Linked DNA regions of Homo sapiens: region 2 is linked to region 1. A link is a loop called in an ENCODE intact Hi-C map of the cell type or tissue named here. Cell type or tissue: IMR-90. All regions are shown on one strand. Each heading gives the region's core, and the rest is flanking DNA. Links, peaks and the distances in the headings are about the cores only.

Region 1 (9,100 bases), core at 23-8,022:
ATTCAGAGAATTTTATATATATGTCTTGTGTGCGTGTCCTTAAACTTCCAATCTTACTTTGTCTCTTGGAGATTGTTGAACGCAGCTTGTCTAGGAAGGGGATGGGACTAGATTCTAAAATTTATTTGGGACCATGGGAATGATAGTTGGGAAGAAAACTATTTGCACACGACAGATTTCTAGATACTTTTTGCTGCTAGTTTTATGTAATATTTATTGAACATTTTGACAAATATTTATTTTTGTAAGCCTAAAAGTGATTCTTTGAAAGTTTAAAGAAACTTGACCAAAAGACAGTACAAAAACACTGGCACTTGAATGTTGAATGTCACCGTATGCGTGAAATTATATATTTCGGGGTAGTGTGAGCTTTTAATGTTTAAGTCATATTAAACTCTTAAGTCAAATTAAGCAGACCCGGCGTTGGCAGTGTAGCCATAACTTTCTGATGTTAGTAAAAACAAAATTGGCGACTTGAAATTAAATCATGCCAAGGTTTTGATACACTTGTCTTAAGATATTAATGAAACACTTCAAAACACTGATGTGAAGTGTCCAGATTCTCAGATGTTTGTTGTGTGGATTTTGTTTAGTTGTGTGTTTTTTTTTTTTTTTCAGTGAATGTCTGGCACATTGCAATCCTCAAACATGTGGTTATCTTTGTTGTATTGGCATAATCAGTGACTTGTACATTCAGCAATAGCATTTGAGCAAGTTTTATCAGCAAGCAATATTTTCAGTTAATAAGGTTTCAAAAATCATGTAAGGATTTAAACTTGCTGAATGTAAAGATTGAACCTCAAGTCACTGTAGCTTTAGTAATTGCTTATTGTATTAGTTTAGATGCTAGCACTGCATGTGCTGTGCATATTCTGATTTTATTAAAATAAAAAGTTGAACTGCACAGTCTCCTTTGTTGTTGTCAATTGTGGTTTATTTTCAGAGGTGTAAATAAAGTGCTCTTGCCTGAAAAATTGTAAAATGTTATTTTTTGCTTGTCATCCAGTGCTATTTTTTGAGATGCCTCTTGGATACAGAATGACTCATACCATAAGTATTTGCAATGAAAGATGAAGATAGTATTAGTTTGAAATACAGTGAAACAGGATTTTTGTAATAGACGGAAATCTAAAAGGCCCTTACTGATAATACAGCATGTATTAGAAATTGGCTTATACTTTGAACAATTTGACATGGGTGGGAGTCTCTTTGTTCTTTGAAGTATCTATTATGAAGGATGGTTGAACAGTGGAAGAATGAGCAGGATAAAAGTCAAGTGTGTCAGTAGTCCAACAAGTGATGGTAAGTATATACTTAGGGAAGGAATCAAGACTATTTGGGCCAGGTGTGATGATTACATAGTCCTATAGTGCTAGTTTACTTGGAAGCTGAGGGGCAGGAAGATTGCTTGAGCCCACGAGTTCAAGTCCAGCCTGGGCAACGTATAGCAAGACCTTATCTCTGAAAACAGGTAATAAGACATCTATGCTTACTGTACACACTGCTGCAATAGGCTGCTACCACAAGTGTATAGGTGCTTGGTTAGATTGAGCCATACTAGCGGTTTGATACGTTTCAATCTAACAAATACGTATTCAGCTTTTGTTTCAGTAAGTTGAAGGTTTGCAGTATGATTAAGAATTTTTTGCATTGTAAGGAAGTATGGTTCTGGATAATCTTTCCAGTCATGAACTCAAAATAAGCATAAGTTTTTAGGGCAGAATTTTGACACATGGCCATATGTATTTTGAAGATAGAAAAGATGATGGTACTTGAGTCTCGATTTAGTCAAAATAAGCATGGAAAGGTTTGGGATTGCTAGATTGGATAGTCAATGGCTGAAAGTGACTCATGGAGTGAAACGATGCTAAGGAGAGTTCAGTTTCCACTTTATGTGAATGATGAGTGAACATGACAATCTGCTCTGGAGGAACTGCCAAAATTTGAGGTTATTTCTAGTCTAGCATGGTTAGGATTATGGTGACATAAATTTAGTATGTTTACATACTACATTAATGTGGTTTAATTTTAATTACACTTAAATGCAGTTGTCACTCTTGGGCACTGTTGATGTGTTTCCTGGATTCTTGGCTGAATTTCAAGATTTTTAAAATGGCTTTATAGGAGCTGTGTCTAACCTTCATGCTTAAAATGTTTCCTTTGCTCCTATGCTCTACGTGACCTGCTTGAGTGGCCACAGGCTTGCTCTTTAGAGCACAGTGACTTTGTTGATAGGGCCTCACTACTCCCACAATGCAGAGATACCTACTTATTGTAGGTACAGGGCATTGAAAGTTATAAGACTATCTTTGGGTTTTGCTTTCTTGTGTTCCATTCTATTTTTAATACAATTCTGAGTATATTTAAACCTGCTTTGCTTCATGTCCTCATTTCAGTTTATGATCTATTTTTCAGCATGTTTAGTGTCATTGTTTCTAATGTGGCTGTCCTCTATAATGACTACTCTTCAATTTCTTCATTTTTTTTTTCCTCTTAGTTTTCTCTACATACACTTGACTGGGTTTTTAGGATAATTCTGAGAAAGGACTTTTTTTTGACAAAGCACTGTTTAATTATATTATGAAAGGATATTTTGTGACTTGGAAAGATGTTTATTATGGGAGAAAACAAAACGGACCAATACGATTTAAGAGCAGGAAATAGGTGTCTCAAAACAAGATAAAGTCAGCAATTCCACTCCTAGGAGGATTCTACCCAGGAGAAATGAAAATGCTAAGTATGTGAATGTTTTGTAGCATTATTCATCGTAACCAAAAAGTGGAAACAAAAATGTCCCTCAACTGACAAATGGATAAACTAAATATATACATAAAATGAGATACTATCTCCTCTAGGTGAACAGCCACATCCCCAATTTCCTCCCCCCTCTTCAAAGGGTCATTAGGTAGGCCTATCAGTACTGTGACATATCTATATTCTAAGGCTTTCTGTAGATGTATATCCAGTTTTAGTCCTTATTTTACTGTGTGAAGCAGATACAATCATGGTTTATTGGATATTTACTGTCTTCCTTGTTACATTGAAGATGTTTCATTTTTCGAGAGAAGTACCTCCTATCTTTCGCTGGAGATCCTCCATTCACTTCCTTTTCCACTCATTCTATTCCCAACAGCCCATCTCATTTACCTAACAGTCAACATTAGTGGTATGCAGAATGGTCCCTGAACCTCTTCTCCAGACCTCAATCACCTGATGGGATCTTTCAGTGCAAGGCGAGGGTTGACTTAGGGTGCAATCAAAACCTGATTTGGTGTCTGCTTGAGTATTGGCACTGGGAGATGTAGTGATTAATTTAGATTAGTCTTTCCTTTCTTGGAACCTAGCCATTTTCCTTTTGTGTTTCTCCAACTTGGTGTTGCAACAGAAAGTACCTGGGAAATGATTCTAGGGCAACTCTCCTAACAGGATCCTCCACCTCTGAGGTTCTCTCAGAAATCTGTGGTTTTGGTTTTGGTTTTTGCTTGTGTTTTTATTCCTAAAGCTCCCCAGGCAATTCTGATACAGCAGGCTTAGGTGTGGAGTCCACTGTTCACTCCCCTTCTTTTTGTCATTTGTTTCAGACTTAGCATTGCCATGATCATGCTTCTGGTTCTTCATTGTGGAAGCATCTCTGTATTCCAAATTAAAACAGATATTGCAAACAAAGTAATGGCATTCTATTACGTGGCCCCTATGGCGTGGTTCTAATCTACCATTGCAGCTTTAACTTGCCTCCCAGACCTTATCCTGTAGCTGAATGTCATGCTACTGTCTATGCAAATCCTGTGCTTTCTTCTGCCTTTGCCTTAGTTTTTGCTCACCATGTTCCTTCTAACTAGAATTGGAGCTAAACTAATGTTTTAAAATATTGGGCTGGGCGCAGTGGCTCACGCCTGTAATCCCAGCACTTTGGGAGGCCGAGGCAGGCAGATCACGAGGTCAGGAGATCGAGACCATCCTGGCTAACACGGTGAAACCCTGTCTCTACTAAAAATACAAAAAAAAAAAAAAAAAAAAATTAGCCGGGCAAGGTGGCAGGCACCTGTAGTCCCAGCTACTTAGGAGGCTGAGGCAGGAGAATGGTGTCAGCCCAGGAGGCAGAGCTTGCAGTGAGCTGAGATTGTGCCACTGCACTCCAGCCTGGGTGATAGAGCAAGACTCCATCTCAAAAAATATATATATATTGTATTCAGAATATTAAGGTGCTGGCCCGGCACAGTGGCTCACACCTGTGATCCCAGCACTTTGGGAGGTGGGTGGAGTTCAAGACCAGCCTGGCCAACATGGTGAAACTCCGTCTCTACTAAAAAAAAAAAAAAAATTAGCTGGGCGTGGTGGCAAGCGCTTATAGTCTCAGCTACTTGGGAAGCTGAGGCAGGAGAATCACTTGAACCTGGGAGGTGGAGGTTGTAGTGAGCCAAGTTTGTGCCACTGTACTCCACTGTGGGCAACAGAGTGAGGTTCCATCTCAAAAAAAAAAAATCTCTCTCTCTATACACACGCATACACACACACACACACACACACAATAAAGCTGCCATTGACAATTACTAGTGACATAGAGAAAATAACTTGTTCCAGTGGGTAGAGAAAAAAGTAGGTTACATCTCAGTGTGCAGAATGATCTTAAGTATTTTGAAAATACATAGAAGACCAGAAGGAAACCTGCTAAAATATTAATAGTTTTTGCTACTGGTTGAAATTATAAAGATTTTCTGCTGCTTTATCCTTTCCTGAGCAGATTTTATACGGTTAAAATGTATTTTCTAATAAAACTGTATAGATTCACAGGAAGTTGCAAAAACAAGAGAGGTTCCACTGTATCCTTCACGCAGTTTCCCCCAATGGTAACATCTGGCATACTGCAGTACAAAACCAGGAAATTGCCATTGGTACAATCCACACACCCTGTTCCAATTTCACCAGTTTTACTCATTTGTATGCAGTCATGTGTGTAGTTCTGTGCAGTTTTATATGTGTAGATTTGTGTAACCCCCTCCACAGAACAGTTCCATCATCACAATGATCTCCCTTGTGCTACCTCTTTTTTTTTTTTTTTTTGAGACAGGGTTGCGCAGGCTGGTGTGACCATAGCTCGCAGTAGCCTTGACCTCCCAGGCTCAAGCAATCCTCCCACCTCAGCCTCCTGAGTAGCTGGGACTACAGGCGTGTGCCACCACACCTAGCTAATTTTTAAATTATTTGTAGAGATGGGATCCCACTATGTTGCCCAGGCTGGTCTTGAACTGAACTCCTCAAGTGATCCTCCTGCCTCAGCCTCCCAAAATGCTGGGATTACATGCATGAGCCACAGTGCTCAGCTTGCTACCTCTTTTTAAATCGTATCTGTCCCCTTCCTGCTTCCCTAACCTGTCCCCAACCCCTGACAACTACTTGTCTGTTTAACATCTCTAAAATGTAATTTTAAAATTGTTACATAAATGCAGTATGTGACCTTTTGAGACTAGGTTATTTTGACTCAGTATAATGTCTCTGATCAATCCAAGTTGTTGTAAATAGTTTTGTTGTTGTTGTTGTTGTTGTTGTTTTGAGATGGAGTCTCACTCTGTTGCCCAGGCTGGAGTGCAGTGGTGCGATCTCGGCTCACTGCAACCTCTACCTCCAGGGTTCAAGCAATTCTCCCCAAGTAGCTGGGATTACAGGTGCATGACACCACACCCAGCTAATTTTTGTATTTTTAGTAGAGGCGGGGTTTCACCATGTTGGCCAGGCTGGTCTCGAAGTCCTGACCTCGGGTGATCCGCCCGCCTCGGCCTCCTAAGGTGCTGGGATTATAGGTGTGAGCCACCGTGCCCGGCCAGTTTGTTCTTTTTTATTGCTGAATAGTATAGATATTCTGTAGTTTATCCGTTCAGCCGTTGAAGGATATTTGTCTTGTTTCCGGTTTGTGACTTACAAATAAAGCTGCCATGAACATTCAGCTACATATGAACCTATATACAGGTTTTCGTGTAGACATAAGTTTTCATTTATGTGGCATAAATGCCCAGGAGTACAATTGCTGGCTCCTGTGTTAAGTATGTGTTAGTTTAAAACACTGCCATACCATTTTTCAGAGTGGCTGTACCATTTTACATTCCTACCAGCAATGCAGGACAGATCCAATTTCTCTGCATCCTCACCAGCATTTGGTATTGTTATTATTCTTACTATTATTATTTTTTGAGACAGGGTCCCACTCTGTCACCCAGGCTGGAGTGCAGTGGCCCTATCATGGCTCACTGCAGCCTTGAGCTCCCAAGCTCAAGCCATCCTCCCACCTCAGCCTCCTGAGTAATTGGGACCACGGGTGTGTACCACCATGCTCGGCTAATTTTCTTTTTCTTTTTTTTTTTTTTTTTGAGATGTGGTCTCACTATGTTGCCCAGGCCAGTCTTGAATTTCTGGGCTCAAGTGATCCTCCCATCTAGCCCAGCACTCTCAAAGTGCTAGGATTACAGGCATGAGCCACCACACCAGGCATGTCATTATTTTTAAATTTTGGCTGCTCTAATTGGTGTAAAGTAGTATCTTATTGTCTTAATTTGCATTTCTCTAATGGCTGGTGATGTTGAACATCTTTTCGTGTTCTTATTTGCCATCCCTGTATCCTCTTTGGTAAAATATATGTCTGTGTCTTTTGCTCATTTTTAAATTGATAGTTTTTTACTGTTGAGTTTTGAGAGTTCTTTATTCTAAGTACAAGTCTTTTTGACAGCTTGCAAATATTTTCTCTCAATCAAAGTCGTCTTTTCATCTTAAAAAGGTCTTTTGCAGAGCAAATGCTTTTAATTGTTCTTAAACATTTAAAAGTTTGATGTAGTCCAATTTGTCAGCTTTTTTTTTTTTTTTTTTTTGAGACAGTGTCTCACTCTGTTGCCCAGGCTGAAGTGCAGTGGTGTGATCTTGGCTCACTGCAACCTCCGCCTCCCAGGTTCAAGCCATTCTCGTGCCTCAGCCTCCCAAGTATCTGGGATTACAGGTGCCCACCAACATGCCTGGCTAATGGCTAATTTTTGTATTTTTAGTAGAGACGGGGTTTCACCATATTGACCAAGTTAGTCTCAAACTCCTGACTTCAGGTGATCCACCTGCCTTGGCCTCCCAAAGTGCTGGGGTTACAGGCATGAGCCACCTCGCCTGGCCAGTATTTCTTTTTTTTTTTTTTTTTTTTTTTGAGACGGAGTCTCACTCTGTTGCCAGGCTGGAGTGCAGTGGTACGATCTCGGCTCACTGCAACCTCTGCCTCCTGGGTTGAAGTGATTCCCCTGCCTCAGCCTCCTGAGTAGCTGGGACTACAGGCGCACACCACCACACCTGGCTAATTTTTATTTTATTTTATTTTAATAGAGATGGGGTTTCACCGTGTTGGTCAGGGTGGTCTTGATCTCCCACCTTGTGATCTGCCCGCCTCGGCCTCTCAAAGTGTTGGGATTACGGGCGTGAGCCACCGTGCCCGGCCGGCATCATTCGTCAAAAAGAATGTTCTTTCTCCATTGAATTGCTTTTGTACCTTTGTCAAAAATCAGTTGGCTGTCCTTTTGTGAATCTATTTCTAGGTTCACAATTCCGTTTCATTAATCTATATGCCTATCCTTCCACCATTCCTGCAGAATATCACACTAATTCTTTTTTTTTTTTTTTTTTTTTTGAGACGGAGTCTTGCTCTGTCACCCAGGCTGGAGTGTAGTGGCATGATCTCAGCTCACTGCAACCTGTACCTCCTGGGTTCAAGCGATTCTCCTGCCTCAGCCTCCCAAGTAGCTTGGATTACAGGTGTGCGCCACCACACCCAGATAATTTTTGTATTTTTAGTAGAGACAGGTTTTCACCATGTTGGCCAGGCTGGTCTTGAACCCCTGACCTCAGGTGATCTATCCACCTCGGCTTCCCAAATTGCTGGGATTACAAGCGTGAGCCACTGCGTGTGGCCTCAATTATTTTTATCTATATAATAAGTCTTAACGTTGGGTAGGAGTGATTCCTCTCACTTTATTATAGTTTTGCAAAAGTAATTTAGCTCTTCTAGTTCCTTTGCCTTTCCACATAAATTTTAGAATAAGCTTTTTTTCTATCTACAAAAGAATCTTGCTGGGATTCTGATGGTAATGCTGCTAAACCTATAGATCAGTTTTGAGGAGAATCGACATCTTTACTATGTTGGGTCCAAAACTTTTTTATTTTTATTTTTTTGAGACAGGGTCCAGTCTTGCTCTGTCACTGGGCTCAAGCAATCCTCCTGCATTAGCCTCCTGAATAGCTGGGACTACAGGCACACACCACCACACCTGGCTAATTTTTGTATTTTTATTTTTAGTAGAGACAAGGTCTTGCTATGTTGCCCAGGCTAGTCTCCAATGCCTGAGCTCAGGCGATCCTACCACCTCAGCCTCCCAAAGTGCTGGGATTACAGGCGTGAGCCACTGCGTGCAGCCTAAATTTATTTTTATGTTGTGAACTTGGAATATCCAACCAACAGTAAAGATTACCTAGTACTTCCTAACATGGGATTCTCCTATTTGTTCATCCTAGGATCATGCTCCTCTGTGGAGCAAGTGCCTCCATGAAATGCCATATTTTGTGAAGAAAGTGCATGCAGGAATATTCAGGAGTCCAGCATGTAGTCATGGCAGCCTTAGGTATTTGAGACCGACCAACCCTCCTGATGAAGACAACCATAACTCATGCAGGCATGAGTCTGTAAGCATTCTTAGTCTGTAAGCACCTTTTGGAAGGTTTCCTATCTGGGACAGAGATAGACACTCTTTTTTTTTTTTTTTTTTTTTTTTTTTTTGAGATGGAGTTTCGCTATTGTTGCCCAGGCTGGAGTGCAATGGTGTGACCTCTGCTCACCGCAACCTCCACCTCCTGGGTTCAAGCAATTCTCCTGCCTCAGCCTCCTGAGTAGCTGGGATTACAGGCATGCGCCACTATGCCCTGCTAATTTTGTATTTTTTAGTAGAGACAGAGTTTCTCCATGTTGGTCAGGCTGGTCTCGAACCCCCGACCTCGTGGTCTGCCCGCCTCGGCCTCCCAAAGTGCTGGGATTACAGGTGTGAGCCACCGTGCCTGGTCGACGCTTTCTAATAGTCAATTAAGT
Region 2 (9,194 bases), core at 1-8,000, 170 kb after region 1:
AGTTCTCAGGACCTTCAGTGCCTGTGTTAAGAAAAAAAAAAAAAATCCCGACTTAAAAGAAGAAATAACTAATGTAACTTTCAAATGAGTCTATAAAAATTTTTATACAACTGAAAATTCCAAGCTCTTGGCTCAAATTTTTGGCAAGGTATTATTAAATTTACCAACTTTATACATAACTTATATTACTTTTTTTCTAAAGGATGGACAATAGCCATCAGAAAATAAAAGTTGGCAAACTGGACATTTTTCTTATGACTCATGAATCAATCTATTTTTCTTCATAAAAGTTAACACTGATTATGTTGGTTAATGTTCATTTAAACCTGGCTATTAGTTTTAGCCTGAATTTTAATCAACAGGAAATGCATTTAAGGGGAGACTTGGACCTGCCGGCTGGTTTTACCACTAATCTGGAGGCCACTCCCTCACATTTCAAATTTCAAATTGCTAGCCAAGGATTGCTAGCAAATCTGTCCACTGTAACTGTGTGTTGCTCTGCAGAAAAGCCCCCTGGGACTCCTGGGGAAGGGGGAACCTTGCCCAGGGCTGGAGTTAGGAGCCCTAGACTTTGTGTCTTAGTCCTGTCGCTAAAGACACTGTGTGGCTGTGGGCAATGTATAGGCCCATGAGAAAATGCTGCACTCAAGACAGAAGGGCCTCTGAGATCCCTTTCAGTTCCCTTCTAAGGCATTGAAAACCTCTAAATGCCAGCTACTAGTTTGGATAGATATACTGCAACGCTGCAGTCAGACGCTGTGGGAGTTGATTCTGCTAAGGGATTACTGTTTCAGCTCCTCCCCAGGAGGATATGATTATCTTGGAGGTTACAAACTCCCTTCCAAGGAACAAAACCCAACACATACAGGTACCCAATTCACAAGTGACTGACATGTGATTAATTCATATGCGCTGGGGTAAATATCTTGCTGTCACTTACACAAGAATTTAACTATCCTGCTCCCCACATATTTTGCTCTCTAAATGGTCTTTAAATTTGCTTGCTTCACGCTATTCCTATTGCTCCATCTTTTGCCCAGCTTATTGTAATAGTAATTAGACTGGTTGCCCTGCCTCTGGTTTTGCTGCTTTCCAATCCATACTCTACCCTGCTACTGGAATGATCTTTCTGAAATTCAAAACCCATGGCTCCCCTGCTCAGAATTCAACAGTTCCCTCTTGGCCTCAGGATAAAATGTATACTCCTCAGCATGAATGTCACCTCTCTCCCTCACAAGCATGCCTATGCTTAACCTCTTCAGCCTTTCTCTCTGCTCCTTTGGCTCCATGGACCAGCCTTCCTGAACTACTTTCAGTTCCAGAAAGGGCCAGACTCTCTCTGGCTTCCTGGCCTTTTGATTTACTACTCCCTCTGCCTGAACCTCCCATCCTCTCTTCCCCTTCCCCACTCACTCTTTTGCTTGGCTGAGTAATCCTTCAGAACTCAGTACTGATGCTCTTTTCTTTGGGAAGTCCTTTGTGAGCTCTGAGACCCTCCCATGTGCTCCTGAAGTACCCATCACGTGGGAAACCCAAGACCCCAGGGACTAGCGGGTACCCTCCTTGAAGGGAGGGACTGTGTCTTGTTCAGCTATCTCACTCATGCCCAATATGGCACCCAGCATAAACTGCCCTTATGAAAAAATTAAAATGTAAAAATAGTAGATATAATTTGCACAGAATTTATCTTGTCTTTTAAGGCAGGTTCATCTACAGAGCACTCTACTCTCTTGGCTGAAGGGACTCTCTTAGCCTCTTTGTGTATACAGGCATGTAAGAGACAAATTTGACATGAAAGGTTCTTTCTTTTTTTAGTGCAAGGTTGGCTTTCACTAGGATTATATTTCTGAATTTTAGTCACACAGCATCTTCTTGTGGGTTGAGGGAGACTGGTACATTGTATTTATCCATCAAAGTTTTTTAACTCTTAAAGTCCTAGGCTCTGATTCTTCTGGTAAGAAAGCTCTTTAAGCTTGCATATGTTAATTTTTGAAAGAGGTAACTGGCAATTTCTTTGCCAATCCTTTTGTGGCTGAAGACTTAAGCCAGGAACAAACATTATGACAAAGTCCATATATAGCTCAAGCAAGCTAACAGGGATCTTCACTTAGAAATATCCTTTATGTCAGTATTATCTTAGGCCTTTTTTCCTTCCTTCCTATGCTCATAGATCAGGTGAATACAGGGTCAGCTGAGACAAGGTTTTCTCATCACCCCTACTCCCGGTCACACACATATACCCATCCCATAGCCTGCTTCTGGGCAACTGAGATGGGAAAGAATCCTATTTGCTTCTATCCCCAAAGCTACTCTAAGTGCTAGATGGAAGTCCACCCAGCCTGGATGCTGAACGGAACCCACAGATGAAGTAGAGAATGACACCCTGGGCATGAAATGGTTTTTTTCTGCACTCAGTGGCCCAGCCTGCCAGCTACCCAGTCCTTATCATGTTTTCCATTCCAGCTATCACATTACAACAGCAGAAAACAAACTGCTTGGAACATTAGTTTAGCTTCCTGCAGATTGCCCATCTCTGCACTGCATTCACACCCTTGGTCTATATCCATAGACTGCACTCACTGCATAAAACCATCAATGGTGGCCATGTTCCTCACATTGCCAAATGCCTCTTATGTCTACGAATCAGGTTATATTCCTTGATTTCCTTTTTTTTGCCCTGGTTGTCAGGAAGTTCAGAGCCAAATTTAATGTTTATCACAGTAACTAAAGTAGCCCTGTGGTTAGCATATTTGCTTTCTCCTCCTTTTTGTAGCTTTTTCTATTTCTATACTTTATTATTGTACTTTCAAAAATTCTAAGATGCCTCAAATCCTGATTGAGATTTTCCTGTCTAGTCAGCCTCATATTTTCAGCAGACTCACCACACATTTCCTCGCTTGTTCTTGAAGGTCTTTGGGCCATACTCTGCACTACTTACGGGTCTCAAGTGGGTGCCACTTTTGGTGCTGTGGTAGCCTGGCTGAGGTTCAGAGTTACTTCAGGGACAGGAAATGGAATTGCTCACAAGGATTCCCCTCTCTCAGGCAGTTAATAGGTGACTTAAAGATGAACTCTAAACCCTCTTCCTTTCTGACTCAGGATGAGGCACACATTTTTTAATGTTCATGGGCAAATATTTCTCTCCGAATCTCTCTGGGATTCGGAGAGAGAGACGGGGACAGAGAGAGAGACAGAGAGTGAGAGAGAGGGGGAGAGGCAGAGAGAGAGACAGAGAGAGAGAGAGAGTGTGTGTGTGTGTAGAGAGAGAGAGAGAAACAGGGACAGATATGGACAGGGAGAGAAAGAGCACGCTCTAGAAAGATCACTGAAAGCATGCTAGATTCAGATAGTCAAAGTAACATTAATCTAACATTTGTGGAGATAAATTGATTCTATGGCTTGGCTATGGCCAATAATTAATCTCAGGTTATTATCCTCAAGGAATAGAAACTCATTTGACCCAAGTGTATAAGAGGCAGATATCTATTCTGGTTTGCAAACTTAAAAGGCACACAGAGGCAAGCATCTGAGTCATTTTGTACAAAAATCTAAGGGTTTAGGAAGAGTGCAGTGACCCCAGAACCCATCTCAAGAGAGATAACTGATTTCACAAAATAGTCTCTGGTTCAGAACCTGGCTCTTGTTTTAAAGTATGGATTCCTAACAAGACTGTATGCTGCCTCTTGATGATGACCTCTTCCGCTGTGGGCAAAAGCAAAACTACAAATATTCTGCTACTATTAACTTTTTCATGCTACAAATGGATACATCAGAATAAAGTTAAAATCTAAAACCATCACATTAAGCTCTGATTACACACTGGGGCTATTACAGTTTCAGCTTTAGGGGCACAGATTATTTTCTGAGCCATAGCTTTATTTTCATGAGAAATAAATTCTACAGCTTTTCTTAGGTTTGACTGAATTACAGATTTTTCTGAATGTTAAGAAAAAATGAGGCTTTACATTGTACTACTATGGATAAGGTGAACCATCTTAAGGATTCCCAGGGTTACCTCTTCTAGGGTGGTACAGTGAAAGGAAGTGGGGATTTACTGTAAAAGAATAAAAATTTAAAAATCAACACAGTTCAACTTCACACCTCACTTTCAATTGGCTGTAAAGCCTTAATCGAGTCACAATTATGTTAAGCCTTGGTTTCTCCATCTACAAAACTAGATACTGATCTCCAGCTCATAGGGTTACAAGGATTAGGTAAGGAGTCATAACGCCTGGCAAAATATACAGCACTATAAGAACATAATCTATTACTATTTTATGAGAAGCTAGGTTATTAATTTCTTTCTAGTTTAATGTCTTTACCATCATCCTCTAGCTTTAAAGTTGGACCACAACATCTTATCATATAGTATTATTAGACGTGCTCAATTGGGCCTCAGTTGTCTGAAATAAGATGGCATAAAGTATTAGACCTGTACTAAAAGAGCTGGACATGTGTTAGGTGGTTTTCCTATGGTCCACATGTAGTTTGGCAGAAGTGAGAGGATTCTAAAAAATGCCACAAGGCCCTTCTGTTATGGACAGTTTTGGATGTACAATGAGGAAGGAATTTCATCCTCACCATCTTGTCTTCTGAATTGTATTCTTAGCTCCTGACCCTGTGCTTGACATATAATAAGGGCTTAATACAAGTTTGTTGGATTAAATTGTCTGTAAGATACAGTAGAGGGGTCATCTAAGAAGCTGGAGTGGGAAAGGGGGATGGAGAAAAATGTCCTAAGGAGAGAGCCTCCCTGGAGCAGTGAGGCTCTGCCTGAAAGCAAGTTGTTCATGGTCACGGGTATCCTGAAGGCAGGATGAAGGCCTTGTCCAGCTGAGGAGAGACTGGGCTGAGGGCAGAGAAGCCCGAGAGTGAAGCCCAGTCGGTGCAGACTGCGGGCATTCTCAGCTGTACTGTGGTATGCAATGGTCATTGTGAGACCAGGACTGGCATGAGGCTGGCCTGCGCAGGAGGGCCTGGGACCAGTGTAGTCAACCAGACCAACAGGAGGAGCAGGACCTGGGCAATCCCTATCCCCAGGGCCGCTGGCCCAAAGAGACTCAGGCAGCCAGGATGCCTATGGCCGGCCCTCAGGGCTAGGTGGATCTGAGAGATCACAGTTCTGAGAGGCAGGGACCCAGGAAGCAGGAGAGAAGAGTGCAGGTGAGCTCATCCAGCACTCAGGGGAGCAGAGGAGAGTGCCCAGCCGGGGTGAGGAGGTGCTTTGGGGCCAAGTGCAATGGGTAAAAGTAACTGCTGTGGGTGTCCTGAGGAGGCTGAGAGAAGTGTCTCCCACTCAGCAGTGCAGAGCAATGCATGGCTGTGCAAGGGCAAGGAGAAAGGGAGAGCTGGACGCTATGGGTGGAGCAGCAGCAGCAGCGGCAGCAGCAGCAGTGGCGGTGGCGGCGGCAGCAGCGGAGGCAGGTAAGGCAGAAAGCCCTCGAAAGTGGACTTAGGTAATGCAGAGGGAGTCTGAGGAGCCCTGCAGCCAGCATACTGCTAGAGACATTACTACCAGCAGAAAACGACGTTCAGGTGAAGACCAGTGTGGAACCCAAGGAGAGGATGTCGAAGACCAGGACCAGGATTGAGACTTTGCCTCTAGCCACCCCTGGCCAGAAGATTTTTCCAATCCCTAGTAAGGAGGGATTAGTAGTTAAACAAAAATCAATCTGTGGTACACATCATATATTTAGTTCTATATAGGTCCAAGTTAATTGTTAAGTAAACGGCAGTGTTCACCCTACTGCTGCTTTCCTCCCTAGCCCCTTGAACAGATCCTTTTGTGGTTTCCAAAGTTCCAAGTTCAAGAACCCCATCAGGTGTTGTAAACGGAAATGGGTGAACCCACTGGCCACGAATTAGGATCCTGGAGCCCAGAAACTGAGCTGTCAGGTCCCAGGTCACACAGACTCTGGCTATATAGGTTCTGTCCTTGCTTTAGGGATGGTTAGGGGACCAAGTCTCATACAGTGGCCCTTGAACAGGGATTCGCCCTGCCTAAGATAGCCAGGTAAGCCTCCTGATGAAACACAGCCTGCTTGAGGGAAGCTGGTCTACTATTTCAGCAGGTAGCATACTGGTTCTATTTCTAAGGGTTAAAGGAGATTTGGTACAGATCAGTCCTAGAAATGGCAGACCCAGGAGTCACATGGCACCCACAAGCCTCTCCTATAACCCACCTTGATGTCTACAACTCCCAAATCCTTCCTACTATACTTTGCCTCCCATATCTACTTGGTTTGTACTCAGAGATGAAAAAACAGCTTGTCAGCATTTTTGATGTAAAGCCTTCAGCTTTCTCTTTTTCAAGTTTAATAATTCCTACTGCAAGACATATCTAGAAACCATTTCATCATCTCTGTGTCTGGCTCTCTTTTGAGTCCTCTTCCAAGTCTTTATCTCTCTCCTAGTTTTTGCTCAGGGTCAGGCATTGTGCTCAGGTAAGGAAATGGCAGAGGCTGAGAGCCACCATGGGTTTCCATCCCTGCTGTCTCTGACATCTGGGCTCACTCATGCTTGCTTTCATAAAGCTAGTGCTGTGTTTCAGACCCAGGCCCCAGGATCAGTTTCTCACTGGAGATTAACATAATGTGCTGGTAGAGGCTCTGATGGTCCAGCGTGAGCTGTACCCAGAGAGGGAAGGTGGCTGTTGTGATAACAAAGTGCCAGAGCCTCATCCTGAGGTCAGATGATCGTAGGATTTCTGGCAGGCGTAGACACAATCAGGAACCTTACTGAGCTTCTGCATATAATAAACCTCTTAAGAGAATAATCTCTGCTTCTTAAATACATGGTGTGTGCACTGAGTCCAACGATTAGTCAGCTGGCATTCTAGACTGTGAACCCCCAACGCCTCCATTACTGATACTTTTCTGTGGTTTATGAAATTATTATGTGACCTGTGACTTTCTGATGGCATTTTTGATTTCAGAATCTGTGCTTATTGGCATGCAGGCAGGATGTCAGACATTCGGGGAGGCTGGGCATTACCTGAGGCTCCACGTCCAGTATTGCAATCAGCCCCTGCTCGTGGATCTTCCGGATGGTCTCCAGTTTTGTCCCATACATCGCATCCTCGTGGCTGCCGTACTCCAAGTACTCGTTATTAGAGATGTCTTGCATCATTTGGTCATGAGATACAAAGTAATAATTCTTTCCATTTTCTTCGTCTTTCTTTGGAGGTCTGGTTGTATCTGCAAAGTCGCATGGCACAAGAGGTTTAAAAGGCTGAGCTGATGAGCTTACTACACTCCCAACAGATTTACTCAAACCCAGTCTCTTCCTAAAAGCTGTGGATTCTTTAGCGTATATCTCATATCCCCTGTTCTCACCCCCAGTGGCTTTGCAGAACTAAATTCTAGAAACCATATTTATCTGTGTGCATCACACCATAGTAGCCAGTGAATTGTCTGGTTTGGTGAAACTTTCAGTGTTCAGGTGAGATGTATTTTATCCCTTCATGAACCACCACAGGAGGAAGACGTGAAATGACCCAAGATTAATATAACTCACTGTATGCCTTAATGCAGTTGGGTCTTGTGTAGAAGGAAAAAAGGAGAATAAAAAAATGGAAAACTGCATATGGTTAAATTTAAATAAGCCAAAATTAAATAAAATTCAAATTTTAGTTTCTCAGTCTCACTAGTGGCATTTCAAGGATTCAATAACCACGTATGGTTAGTGGCCACTGTACTGGACTGCACAGACATCAAGTACTGTCATTGTCACAGAAAGTTCTATTGAAAAGTGATGTTCTATAACATCTTGCAAAAGGAGAATGTTAGGATACAGCAAAAGACACGTTACACTGAAAACACAATGACTGTGGCCAGACATACCCATAATTATTATGGAAGACCTAAATCAGGAGGTGACAAACTGGCTTATGGGCCAAACATGGTCTACTGTCTTTTTTTATTTTTATTTTTTTATTTTGGAGACAGAGTCCCACTCTGTAGCCCAGGCTGGAGTGCAGTGGTGCGATCTCAGCTCACTGCAACTTCCACCTCCTGGGTTCAAGAGATTCTTGTGCCCTCAGCCTCCTGAGCAGCTGGGATTATAGGCGTGTACCACCATGCCCAGCTATTTTTTGTATTTCCAACAGAGACGGGGTTTCACCATGTTGGCCAGACTGGTCTCAAACTCCTGACCTCAGGTGATCTGCCCGCCTCAGTCTCCCAAAGTGCTGGGATTACAGGTGTGAGCCACTGCACCTGGCCACCTACTGTCTGTTTTTGTAAACAAAGTTTTACTGGAACACAGCCATGTGCTTTTGTTTACATATTGCCTATGGTTGTTTTCATGAGACAACAGCAGAGCTAAGTGCTTGTGATAGACTGTATGGCCTTAAAGCCTCAAATGTGTACTATCTGGTCCTTTACAGAAAAGGCTTGCCCACCCCTCACCTAAGTGAGTGTAACTGAAGTATATGCCAATAAGCTCTAGTTCTGTGGATACTAATAGGACCAGTATCCTGCAAAACACACTTTAGGAAATGTTTTTCTAGATGAGCCAGGAACACTGGTTTTAATATTCTCTCTCCCTACCCCCCTTTCTTTTCTCCCTTCCTTCCCTTTTTTTCCCTCTCTCTCTCAATTTCTTTGCTTCCTTCTTTCTTTGAGAAAGAACAAATTTATGCTACTCTCTTCTGTATACATGAGCCTAAACTAATGGGGAATCCCCCTTTCCTGCTAGCCTGTTTGTTAGAACATAAAGTGCTCGTGGTCATCAAAATGTGGACATTTTAAGAGAAGCCCTTTCTCTAGGCACATCAAAAGCTGAAGAACCGGCGTTACTATTTATTTATTTATTGAGACAGGGTCTCACTCTGTTGCCCAGGCTGGAGTGCAGTAGCAAGATCTCAGCTCACTGCAACTTCCAGCTCCCGGGTTCCAAGCGATTTTCATGCCTCAGCCACCCTAATAGCTGGGACTACAGGTGTGTGCCACCATGCCCGGCTAACTTTTGTATTTTTAGTAGAGATGGGGTTTCACCACATTGGCCAGGCTGGTCTCAAACTCCTGGTCTCATGTGATCCACCCATCTCGGCCTCCCAAAGTGCTGGGATTATAGGTGTGAGCCACCGCGCCCAGCCAAGAACTTACATAACATATTGATGTTGTACTATCTTCAGTCATCTCAGTAGTTAGATATATGTTATATACACATACAGGGTCAAATATTTCAAAGAC

The links. A loop is a pair of places that touch in the nucleus more often than their neighbours do. Peaks named below come from ENCODE experiments on the same cell type or tissue, not always from the same donor. Only the 100,000 strongest peaks of a DNase experiment are listed, where the experiment ranks them.
Region 2: it touches region 1 in a loop (4-fold over the local background); 1 of 110 quality-filtered maps calls a loop at or near these places.

Annotation. Positions count from the first base shown.
Region 1 is chrX:41,349,301-41,358,400 of GRCh38, forward strand. DDX3X (DEAD-box helicase 3 X-linked) reads left to right here. Exons shown (of 17, transcript NM_001356.5): 17 at 1-974. Among named protein-coding and RNA genes, the nearest start is that of DDX3X, 20 kb to the left of the region's middle. In IMR-90, for the core only: no CTCF peak of the experiment used is centred there; no DNase peak of the experiment used is centred there.
Region 2 is chrX:41,524,014-41,533,207 of GRCh38, forward strand. It overlaps CASK (calcium/calmodulin dependent serine protein kinase), which reads right to left. Exons shown (of 27, transcript NM_001367721.1): 25 at 6,994-7,196; 26 at 1-21. Among named protein-coding and RNA genes, the nearest start is that of CASK-AS1, 11 kb to the left of the region's middle. In IMR-90, for the core only: no CTCF peak of the experiment used is centred there; a DNase peak (open chromatin) is centred at 3,038; H3K27me3 peaks cover 706 bases.